Regions from separate parts of the Homo sapiens genome. Here region 2 is linked to region 1. The links are chromatin contacts, found by Hi-C in ENCODE. All regions are on one chromosome and are shown on one strand. Each heading gives the region's core, a stretch centred on a gene start or an enhancer-like site at or near the end of the contact. The rest is flanking DNA. Distances are from core to core; before and after follow the strand shown. Region 1 holds the start of HELQ (helicase, POLQ like). Region 2 holds the start of RASGEF1B (RasGEF domain family member 1B).

The links. Hi-C counts contacts between places; a loop is a spot of excess contacts on that map. Pooled maps may share reads with other maps.
Region 2: a loop to region 1 is called in a map of CD8-positive, alpha-beta T cell, with 10 times the contacts of the local background. The contact joins the promoter of RASGEF1B here to the promoter of HELQ in region 1. A Hi-C loop is called at or near these places in 3 of 168 maps with a recorded cell type or tissue (CD8-positive, alpha-beta T cell and naive thymus-derived CD4-positive, alpha-beta T cell) and 7 of 50 pooled maps.

The regions. Positions count from the first base shown.
Region 1 is chr4:83,453,865-83,459,575 of GRCh38, reverse strand. HELQ (helicase, POLQ like) reads left to right here and starts at 3,753. Exons shown (of 18, transcript NM_133636.5): 1 at 3,753-4,179; 2 at 5,631-5,711. The coding sequence starts at 3,883. It overlaps MRPS18C (mitochondrial ribosomal protein S18C), which reads right to left and starts at 3,518. Exons shown (of 6, transcript NM_016067.4): 1 at 3,399-3,518; 2 at 2,618-2,667; 3 at 1,147-1,230. The coding sequence starts at 3,498. It overlaps ABRAXAS1 (abraxas 1, BRCA1 A complex subunit), which reads left to right. Exons shown (of 9, transcript NM_139076.3): 9 at 1-59. RefSeq lists enhancers at 3,466-3,760, 3,747-3,856, 4,197-4,246, 3,675-4,505.
Region 2 is chr4:81,468,620-81,473,996 of GRCh38, reverse strand. It overlaps RASGEF1B (RasGEF domain family member 1B), which reads left to right and starts at 2,090. Exons shown (of 14, transcript NM_152545.3): 1 at 2,090-2,227. RefSeq lists a silencer at 1,749-2,158.

The sequences.
Region 1 (5,711 bases), core at 2,504-5,003:
AAATATTTTCTATCCAGTGTGTCAAGTCTATATATAATTAAACAGCAGATTAATCAGCATATTCATTCAATGGTAAATCTGTTTTCTTGACTTCCACAGATACCTTTCTAAAATATTGCTTGAAACAAGCTACTAAAAAATTTCATCTATCCTGACAAGCTATCACATTACCCTCTGATAATCATTAAGATAAATTATCAGGGGGTAATGAGATTTTCAAGAGGTACAAGTACACCAGGCATTTGCTATAATTTATGTTTTATTTAAATACTTCTTTAGAACCTTTCTAGGTGCTAGTCATTATTCTTGGCACTTTGCATAATCTTCCTAGTATGTGTGTTTTTGTAATTCTTGGTTCTTCCTCAAAGGCAGCTATCACTTTATACTATTGTCAATATATGGAATTCTTTTTTTTTTTTTTTTTTTTTTTTGACAGAGTTTTACTCTTGTCACCCAGGCTGGAGTGCAATGGCACGATCTCAGCTCACTGCAACTTCCGCCTCCTGGGTTCAAGCAAATCTCCTGCCTCAGCCTCCCAAGTAGCTGGGATTACAGGCATGCACCACCACACTCAGCTAATTTTTGTATTTTTAATAGAGACGGGGTTTCACCACATTGGCCAGGCTGGTCTCAAACTCCTGACCTCAGGTGATCCGCCCGCCTTGGCCTCCCAAAGTGCTGGGATTACAGGCGTGAGCCACCACACCCAGCCAACATACAGAATTCTAGCGCTATTCACTTGCCCCAAATTTGCAACTTCTAACTTGCTGAGAGTTAGACAAGAGATAAGTAATATGTGAATCAGTGATATGGGTGGTGAGATAAAGAGATCAGCTTCACCAGATGAGCTTTTTCCAAAGTTCTGACCCTCACCAATTGAGAATTACTGCCACAGGGAGCTATTAAGATGTTTGGGGTAGTGAAAAAAACAGAGTGGAAATAACAGTAAGTGGGGGAAAGCCAAGGTGCTTTTACTTGAATAAAGCAGAGATAAGCTTATACATAGAATTATAACCAAATTTGAAATTATGAAGTTGCTAAAACAGTTACCTCTACAAAAGCCTGCTATAAACTGACTTGATTCTCTTTAAGCAGATCTATCAGAAGCAAAACCCTAAAATATAGTGAAGTAAAACCAGATCTCACCTGTACATTCTTATAATCTACATGCTTTCCACACAAGATACATTTCTTAAGAGGTTCTTTATAAGGATTTTCCATTGAAATGGGCTAGGGAAAAAAACGAAAAGTCTGATAATAGGATGTGTTAATTCTGAATTTTAAAAGGTTACTATTCTACATTCAAATCCATTCAAAGGATTAGTTATACCTTTCTTACTGTGTACATATTTTGTATAAGCACTTTATTTTGTTTTAGTTTAGCCTACGGATTAACGCATGGGAAGATTCTGGAATAAAGTACAATCTTCATAGAATAAAATTTTATGGCAGAACAAAAATGATGTCTGATAAGAAAGTGTTCCAATGCTTTGCTCAGATTGTAGATAATGAAAAAATTTTTAGATTTAAGGAAACTTACAACACAATAGATAACATATGCCATTCTTAAATGAGTACAATCCCTAATTTATCCATCCCCATGTCTCTATCAAGTATTTTATCACTATTTTTATACACAGATAATGGCCCATGACTTACTGTAATAAAAGGTTCTTTGACTTTATCACCCCAGGCTACTATATAAGTTTGTATCAGTCTTTTTGGCTTTTCTGTTACCACCACTGCCTCTAATGCTTTTGTCACAGTGCCTCCTTCCTACAGTCAGTATGGCTGTCTCCAGGATAGAGGTTCTTAATCTAGAAATGGCTTTGAAGCCCATGACTCCCTGTAATCGTATGCAAAACTTCAAATGAATGGGACTGTGTGCCTTTTTCTGTGGAGAGGGTCCATAACTTTGATTAGAGACAAAGTGGGATTTATGAACTAAAAAAGAAATAATGTCCCTTTACTTTCTTAAAGTATGGTGCATGGATTAGATTACCAAGACAGATGCTCAGAGAAACTAGACAAGTTCTTTTGTTTTTTCCAATTCCTCAAACTTTCCAATTTACATTCAGCTCACGTAACTACTCTTCAGCTCTGTGCCAAGTGCTTTGTATGGTCTAATTAGTGTCAAAATACCTTTGCATGTAGCAAGAACCTGTGCTTTCAGAAAGTCCATGTTAATACTATAGCCAACCTATAGCTAAGCTTTGTACAGTCTCTTTTCAGTTATCTAAAATTCTGCTCACCCAAACTACCTTTTAAAATTCCCATATCATTTGCTTACAAAGGGCTATGTAAAAAAAAAAAAAACAATTCCCAAATCACATATCCTTAAATTTAAGATCTAGGAAGAAAAATATGGTATTATAGCAGCTTTGCTTCTAATCTAGGAATTCCCCTACTTCAAAACTCAGCTGACTACATGACTACAATCAATTCATCATCATTTCTGAACTCAGAGTAATTATCAAATTGTTTTGTCCTACGGCAGAACTCTATTCAAGTAGCTAAAATAAAAGATGTTAGAGTCTAATACCAGATCTCGTTTTAAAAAGAAAAACATTTTGGTCATATTTGCAAAGGCCTTACTAATAGAAAAAAAAATTCTTACCAGGTCCTCATTGCTGGATACCTGTTGTGAACAACCTCTTCTCCAAAGCACTGCGATTAAACAGAAACAGCAATTAACCATTTCTTTTTCTTAGCTGAATAGCTAAAGATTTTTGTTTTTATGGAGACAGGATGAATTAAGGGACACGATATTAAAGAAAGGTTTTGTATTATATTCAGAATGGTTAAAAACTTTTATATTTGGGACAGAGTAAGACTCAACATGGGTGTGCTTTCCAGGGCTTAGGGGGAAAAGAACATATTTTCCCGCCCATACCTGCTCTTTCTGACATTTATTTTCCCTTCATTCCATGGTTAGAGAAAATTCTTAATGCAAATTCTTATAGGAGAAGCAACAGAAAGGCACTGTCATACCAAAAAGAAAGTAACAGACCCGTCCCAGAAAGAATTTATAGAGAAGCACAGAGAAGATAAAATTGCAAAAATTATGCAATTTTGTTCTGTTTGGGGACCTTAGACATCTGGAATTTGCTGCTGGGCGACTCTGGAAATGTCCCTTCCTCACTAAGATTATCCAGAGATCTTAGGAAAGTCTCTGCTTTTTAAGAACCACTCCAACTTCCTCATACGTTTAAATACTTTAAAGGAGTGGATTAGACGACACTAAAACAGTCAAAGGCAATTACAGATTCCCACCCATCTTGGAGAAACTTAATCGCCTAGAAACCAGAGTCGTTTTGCTAACAGGGACGACTCTAACCATTAGGACTAAGGTTAATGCCTGCAGCGCTACAATGGAGCATAGGATATGGAGACTTTACCCGTGTGAGTCCCGGGATGTGTAAGGCTGACAGCAGCCGTTACCAAGTGTGTCAACTTCTTCCTCCCTAGACCACCGCAAACAGCAACCACAGCGGCCATGGTTCCGCGTTTCTTCCACTTCCTTTCGTTCCAAATCGTTCCGAAAGGCCCCTTCCGCTGCTCTTCCCCTGTGGGCTCGAGTACCCCGTTCAAAGGTTCCGCAGGAGAACGCTGAGGACCCGCGAGAGTAGGTGAGGTTTTTCAATACGCATGCGCAGCACCTTTCTGTTCGTGCCCTCCCTACGCGGCAGGTCACGTGAGGCTTATGATTGGACAGGGTAGAAGTTTATGCGTGCTTCCGGTCCGCGAGCCCTGAGAGCTAACTTGGGGTCTTTTCCCAAGGTGGATGTAGAAGCGGGCTCCGGCGTCCCACTCTCCCTTCCATATGGGCTTAGCGTCTGGGTCACTGAGAACGACGTCTGAATAGGGCCCTGGGTCCTTGCCATGGATGAATGTGGTTCCCGCATCCGCCGGCGGGTGTCTCTCCCCAAAAGGAACCGTCCAAGCTTGGGGTGTATTTTTGGCGCTCCCACCGCGGCCGAGCTCGTGCCCGGAGATGAGGGGAAAGAGGAGGAGGAAATGGTGGCTGAGAACAGGAGGCGGAAAACCGCGGGCGTACTGCCGGTTGAGGTACAGCCCCTTCTACTCTCAGATTCCCCGGAATGTCTCGTCCTTGGAGGTGGTGATACAAACCCGGACCTCCTACGTCACATGCCCACTGACAGAGGGGTGGGAGACCAGGTACGGAGGACTTGGAACTTGAAACTGCAAACTTTTGGCATCCTTCCCAGATGCAAAGAGTTGACCAGTTTTATCGCCTTCGTTTACTTCTCTCGTCTTCGTTACCACTGTTAATCGGCACTTAGGAGGTATTGATTGCCTTGTTATTTACATTTCTATATAAATATGAAATGTAAACCCCGAGACATAAAAGTTGTGCACGCAGCAGTTAAGTGGCATGACTGAGACACAAATCTAGGCTTCCAGATAACTGCAGCTCCTACTGTACAAATAAAATCTGCTGTTTATTGAAGACCCGTTATGTTAAGCTAGTTATATTATCTAGATTTTACGACAGTAATCAGGCCCTGAAAAGTTGAGATAGTACAGTTCTTGCTCCAAATCCTGTTGTCTTAATCACTTTACTATATTGCTGCCTCCAGGTTTGTGTGTCTTCTGTGTAGCAGACCACTCCAAGTCAGTATTCAGTTTCTCAGTCTCAATTCCAAATTCCTAGGAACTCCTTGGAGTGTCTAGTGGTACAACCATGTTTCTGTTAGAGGCCAGTCACTGTAGATTGTAGTCTGGGAGGGAAGCGCTGCAGTTATCAGAAACTTCGAATGCGCTGACATTTCAGTAGACGTCTACCAGTCTTCCTGCTGTTTTAGTACAGCTTTAAGAATTACAATCTGGCCGTGTGCAGTGGCTCATGCCTATAATCCCAGTGCTTTAGGAGGCAGAGATGGGAGGATCACTTAAGCCCAGAAGTTCGCGTTCAAAACCAGCCTAGGCAACAGAGACCCAGTCTCTACAAAAAAAAAAAAAAATTTTTTTTTCTTAATTAGCCGGGTGTGGTGGCCTGCACCTGTAGTCCTAGCTACTTGGGAGGCTGAGGCAGGAGGATCGCTTGAGCCCAGGATGTCAAGACTGCAGTGAGCTGTGATCGTGCAGTGGCTGGAGCCACTGTGCTCCAGCCTGGGTGACAGAGCCAGACCCTGTCTCAAAAATTAGAATCTCAGTATCATCGTAACACTCCTGAACCTGCTGTTTAGGCAAGTAATTTAACCTCTTTGGGCCTCCATTTCTTCAGCTGTAAGATATCTATTTACATATAGGTCTGTGATCCATATGTGACCATATAATTATATACTTGGTACAGCCCTAGGCTGAAGTGTTTTTTGGGGGTTTTGTTTGTTTGTTTGTTTTGGTTTTTTTGAGACAGAGTCCCACTCTGTTGCCCAGGTTGGAGTGCAATGGCGCGATCTGGGCTTACCGCAACCTGCGCTTCCCAGGTTCAAGCAATTCTCCTGCCTGAGCCTCCGAGTAGCTGGGATTACAGGAGCATGCCACTATGCCCGGCTAATTTTTGTATTTTCTGTAGACACGGGGTTTGACCATGTTGGCCAGGCTGGTGAAGCTTTTATTCTTAATGAAACTGGAATTGACCATAAGCGTTTTTGTTCTCTTTGCAGCCTAATGACAGTGAAGTGGACATGTTTGGTGACTATGATAGCTTTACTGAAAACTCCTTTATAGCTCAAGTTGACGACCTG
Region 2 (5,377 bases), core at 841-3,340, 2.0 Mb after region 1:
TCCTCCCACCAAGCTCGAGTGTCCTGGGTTGATCTCAGACTGCTGCTGTGCTGGCAGTGAGAATTTCAAGCCAGTGGATCTTAGTTTGCTGGGCTCCATTGGGGTGGGACCGGCTGAGCCAGACCACTTGGCTCCCTGGCTTCAGCAACCCTTTCTAGGAGAGTGAACGGTTCTGTCTCGCTGGTGTTCCAGGCGCCACTGGGGTATGGAAAAAAAAAGAACTCCTGTAGCTAGTTCGGTGTCTGCCCAAATGGCCACCCAGTTTTGTGCTTGAAACCCAGGGCCCTGGTGGGGTAGGCACTGGAAGGAATCTCCTGGTTTGTGGGTTGCGAAAACTGGCACAAGCACAGTATCTGTGCTGGAGTTCCTCAGGCTCAGTCCCTCATGGTTTCCCTTGGGTAGAGGAGAAAATTCCCCAACCCCTTGCACTTCTCGGGTGAGGCGATGCCCCACCGTGCTTCAGCTCACTCCCCGTGGGCTGCACCCACTGTCCAACCAGTCCCAGTGAGATGAACTGGGTACCTCAGTTGGAAATGCAGAAGTCACATGCTTTCTGTGTGAATCTCGCTACGAGCTGCAGACTGGAGCTGTTCCTATTCAGCCATCTTGCCAGCAATCCCCTGCAACTCTTAATTTCTGGCTACAGGATCAGTAATGTCAAGGGTGTAAGTGACTGGCCCAATGTCATATGGCTCGTTTGTTACAGAATCGGGATGCAAAAACTGAGCTTGAAAAATCAACCAACCAGTACAACCACAACAGCAGGGCAGGGCCACCCAGCCTCTGTGTTTCACTCTGCATGGCTGGCCCACCAAGTTCCCTTGGCCTTATGGCTTCTCATTTAAACTGCAGAGAAGCTATGGTTAAGTCAAAGGCTCAAGTAGGTTAGAGTGAATTACTGAATCAGAGGAGTCCTATTTACACAAAGGAGGGAAGGAGTATCATAAAGAGGAAGAAAAGTAAAAGGAGGCATAAATGAAGAAAATGAAAGAGGAATCCGCTAAGAATAGACAAAGTGAGCGTCAAAATGACTCCACCCCAGGAAGGAGAGGGGGAGGGACCCATGGAGCAGGAGGGAAAAGGATTCCTCCCCCTCAGTAATCTTAATTATAACAGTATAGGACAGGTATGAATAGTGTTGTTTTATATATGAGAAAACTGAAGCTCAGAAAAGCTGTATCACTTACTCAAGGAAATACAGTTGGTAAGAGTCTCCTAATTCTGTAAATTTTTTCTTTTCATAGGTCTCTTTCTTCCCTTGTTTCCATCATTATTTCCCTCTGGCCTCCTTTTATGTGTACAAAGTGAAGTACGGAGGTTTTTACCTTTTTTCTGAAATAGTTATCAAATATCCCATGATGGAGTGAGTACGTGGTTACCATGACAACACAGCCCTCACTGAGGACTAGCCTCCCTGCTTTGCCTCCGGAATCATGTTTCACGGAACAGGTTCCTCTCCGTGCAACTTCTAGCAGCTGTAATTCTACATTTTGTTTGGGTGATTATTTGCTGAATGTCTGTCCTCCACTAGACTATGTAAGTTTCACAATGGCAGAGACCAGCCTACTTTGCCAAGTGTGCCCCCAGCGTTTTGCACAGTGCTTAGCACCAGGATCTATGTGTTATTTGCTAAGCAAATGTTCTGTGGTTCCTCTCCGCTCTCTTCTGAAAGTTACATGGACAGTAACCTTTAGCTCACAATTATGTTAATAAATACTGTGTAACGAGTCGGGCCGGTATTTACAGATAGTATACACGTGAATGAACACACACACACTCACGACTGCACAACAGCCCGGGGCAGGTGCACTCAAGAGGAAACGCGCACAGTCGGAGCCAGCCTGACCAACGCTGTTAAACACCGCTGCGCTGGGCTCCGCGGGCCTCTGCCGCGTGGGAGGGCACCCAGGCTGACGCGCTGCGGGAGTCTGGGGCCCACTGGGACTTGCCTGCCGGGCCGGGTGGCGGCGGCGTGGGCGGTGAGCTGCGCGGTGATTGGCCCGCGCCTGCCGGGGCGGGGCGGGGCTGGCAGCGGGAGGCAGGCGCCTGAGCCAAGGGGGGCGTGCGCGGCGGCGGCTGCCGTAGTTTCAGTATAAACAAGGAACCCGACTGGTTAGACAGATTTTGTTTTTCTTCTTCCCGCGCGCTTTAGCTCCCTGTCCTTTGGTCGCATTTGTGGGCGCGCGGCACGCAGCCGGGAGGCCGAGGACTCGGAGTTCACCTGCAGGTAGGTTGTTCCCTGGCTGGGTTGTTCTCCCGGCTGGGGGACCACAGCCCGGAGCGGGAACTCCGGACCCTACTGCGCGCTGCGCTCTCCCTGGAGATCCCTGGGCCGCGCGGGGAGCGAGCGGGGCTCAGAGACTTCACCGGCTGCCGGGTGCGCTCCGAGGCGGCGGGAGATCCCGAGGCGAGTGAGCGCGAACGCGGGCGCCAAGAGCCGAGTTACAGCCCGGGACCGGGGGAGGGCCCCTGCCCGGCCGCTGCGGGTACCTGGGACTGCCGCGGCCCCAACAGGTGCGAGGCCGAGCCGCTGGGACCCGGGCAGGGCCAGGCTTGGGTTGGGTTGGGTTGTGCCTTCCCTCTTTCTCCCTGATCCTGCAGCCAGGCCTTCTGTCTCGAGATAGGTGGTTTTTGAGGATTTGTCTTGAGTTGTAATCGCGTCCATCATTTTTTTCATCCCTTCTTTCCTTCGTGTGCATACCTAGGTTGATTCTTCCACTTCTTGACCAGTTTTGTGTGCGTGTGTGTGTAGGGGGAGCTGTTTATTTTTGTTGTCAGTGCCATGTAATCTAAAGTCTGACTCGTAGGAAGGGACAAGGGAACAGAAGTCACATACTCGCCACCGACAAGGTGATGTGCTGTCATCCTTCGGTGTTCACCTGGCAAACTTGGGAGACACTGAGTCGCCTTGCTTTTGCCAGAGCTCAGTTGAGTCGCCTCGGGTCACCTGCCTGGGGAATCTCAGATGAGCTAGAGGTATCTAGGAGCCTCGCGGGCAGTCAGCTTAAGGGAGGTTCTTTCTAAGGGAGCTGTGAAAACAACTTAAGTGCTGCACCAGGGAAAAGGGCGAGACGGGGGCTGGGGTGCGCGCGCCTTTGTGTGTGTGTATGGACGTACCATTTCAATACTGCTTGCTGTCTTGCCCCAACCAAATCGGCGCAGTTCAGGCAAAAGCAACGTAGCTTAATCCTCTGACACTGCCGAGGGTGGCACAAGTGTGGCAGATAACACAAGGAGATTGTCTAGACGGCGATTTTCTCTTCGGAATGTAGATGTGTCCATCCTCCCTGATGAATTCGGTGGATATGGTGTATATAGATGAATATGCACACAAATTTGTGTATGTGTTTGGGCCGAACGCGTCTCCAAGGAGTCCTTCGTCAGCACCATGTGACGACGGTCAGGAACTGCTGGTGTGTGTAGATCTATATTTAGCTCAGATGGTCTAATGGCCGAAGGGAGGGTCTCTGAACTGGGTGCATAAAGGGGAAGAGTCTAGGGATCAGGGTGGTGCACTCTTGAATGATGTCTGGCACAGTCACACTCAGATGGGGTGAATAATTGCCCTTTCCTCGTGAAAACAGTAGCTAGAGCTTGGCATGTGATGGCTATGCCTTAATTTAAAACATAGTTGGACCATGGCGATAAGCCTCTGCTAAGAAACAAGGAGGTTTACAGTTAAGCAGCGTATATACCTGGTTGGCCGTTTGGGTGAAAATAACTGGTCCCATGAGATTTAGAACAAATATAGAGTTGCTTTCTTTAATAAAAAGAAATAAAAATTATTTGCTGTTGAGGTTTTCATAACAGAAAAAAAGAAGGCAGCTTGTTAAACCCTATCATTAAAGGTAATTTTATTTTTTTAAGTGAGGGGCAGTGGTGGAGCTAGAGAGGAGGACCTTAGGGCACTTTTGACAGATATCAGGGTTTACAAACAGCGTTATATTATGCCTCTCAAGCAGATTTTCTGGTGAAGATGAGATCAGCCACTGATTAACAAGTTTCTTGTTGGCATTCTTCCACTGCATGTCGGGTCAATCCTTTGTTTTCTTGGAGGTGGGCAACATTTCTAACTACTAAGCATATTGGCCTTGTACTTTCCAGTTGTCTAACGAAGTGTTACATTCTTAGAATTTATTTCTCCTATGGTGCATTTTCAGTCTTGCTTCATTTTATGTGCTCCACTGGATATTTTATCTGATACTAACACATCTAATACCTGGGAATCATACTGTCTTTTGGAGAAGAGAATCACCAGAAAGCATTCCCATGTATTGTCTCCCGCTAACCCCCTACAGCTTAGCATCTAATAGATTATTTATATGTGTGTGTGTGTGTGTGTATATATACACATATATGTACATATATACATATGTATTTATATGTATAACTAAATCAAAGTATTATAATAACACATAGTTCTTATATAACATTTTATTCTTAGAACCTAAAATTAACTACTAGTTAATAGAGTACAATAGACTATATAAAAACAATTCAATACACCTTTCTAAGGAAAAAGACATGGTAAGAAAATTGAAGGGGAGGAGCTGGGATCCCTAGTATGACTCAGGAGTGTTGGGATCAGCTTTGTCAATATCCGCAGAGTACCTGGAAGAATTGGACTTGGGAGGAACATTGGGATAGCCCCAGGAGAGCACCTCCTTGGAAAGGAGATGGGTGAATGGAATGTCTTTTTCTTTGCTTGGGAGAAGAATCTAGAATCCTTGAAGCAGGGATTGGGAAACTTGATTCTGATGCCACACATAATAAATGAAAAAGCTGTGAAAACATTTTGTGACTTCTTAAAGAGGCCAATTGCACTGTTAAAAATGCTGTTTAAGATTTATGGGATTTTTATTAGTAGTAGTTGAATTCAGGTATTGCCAGCCCACCCCCCTCACTTTTTCAGACCTATAGTTGTCCTTTTTGATTCTCCAGTTAAAACTACAAAAAAGATCCATGCAACCTTTGCTTATCCTAAAGTGACAGATGTTATAGCCTAGTGCTGTGGCATATTTCTGCCTTGGAAATAAGGAGACTTGGGTTCTGGTTGATCTGGAGCCCTAATCAGTGATTTATTTTTTCTCTATGCCTGCAGTGTCTATAAAACGACTGTGGGGAGTTGAACAGAATGATTTATGAGTTTCTTTAGGTCTGTCATAACTGCTTTATTTTGTTGTACTATCGCTTCATGCATTTACACCCTGTCTTAGAGGTGGACTAATGAAGGGACAAGTGATTTGCAGTTAGGTGTTCACCTACTTTCTGGGTACATGGAAATGAAGAGAGGAGAGTGAAATTTCTTTTTTATTTATGAATTCATGTAGAAATTTAATATTAAACTGCTTTTTGCTTTGTTTTTCTTTAGGTATGA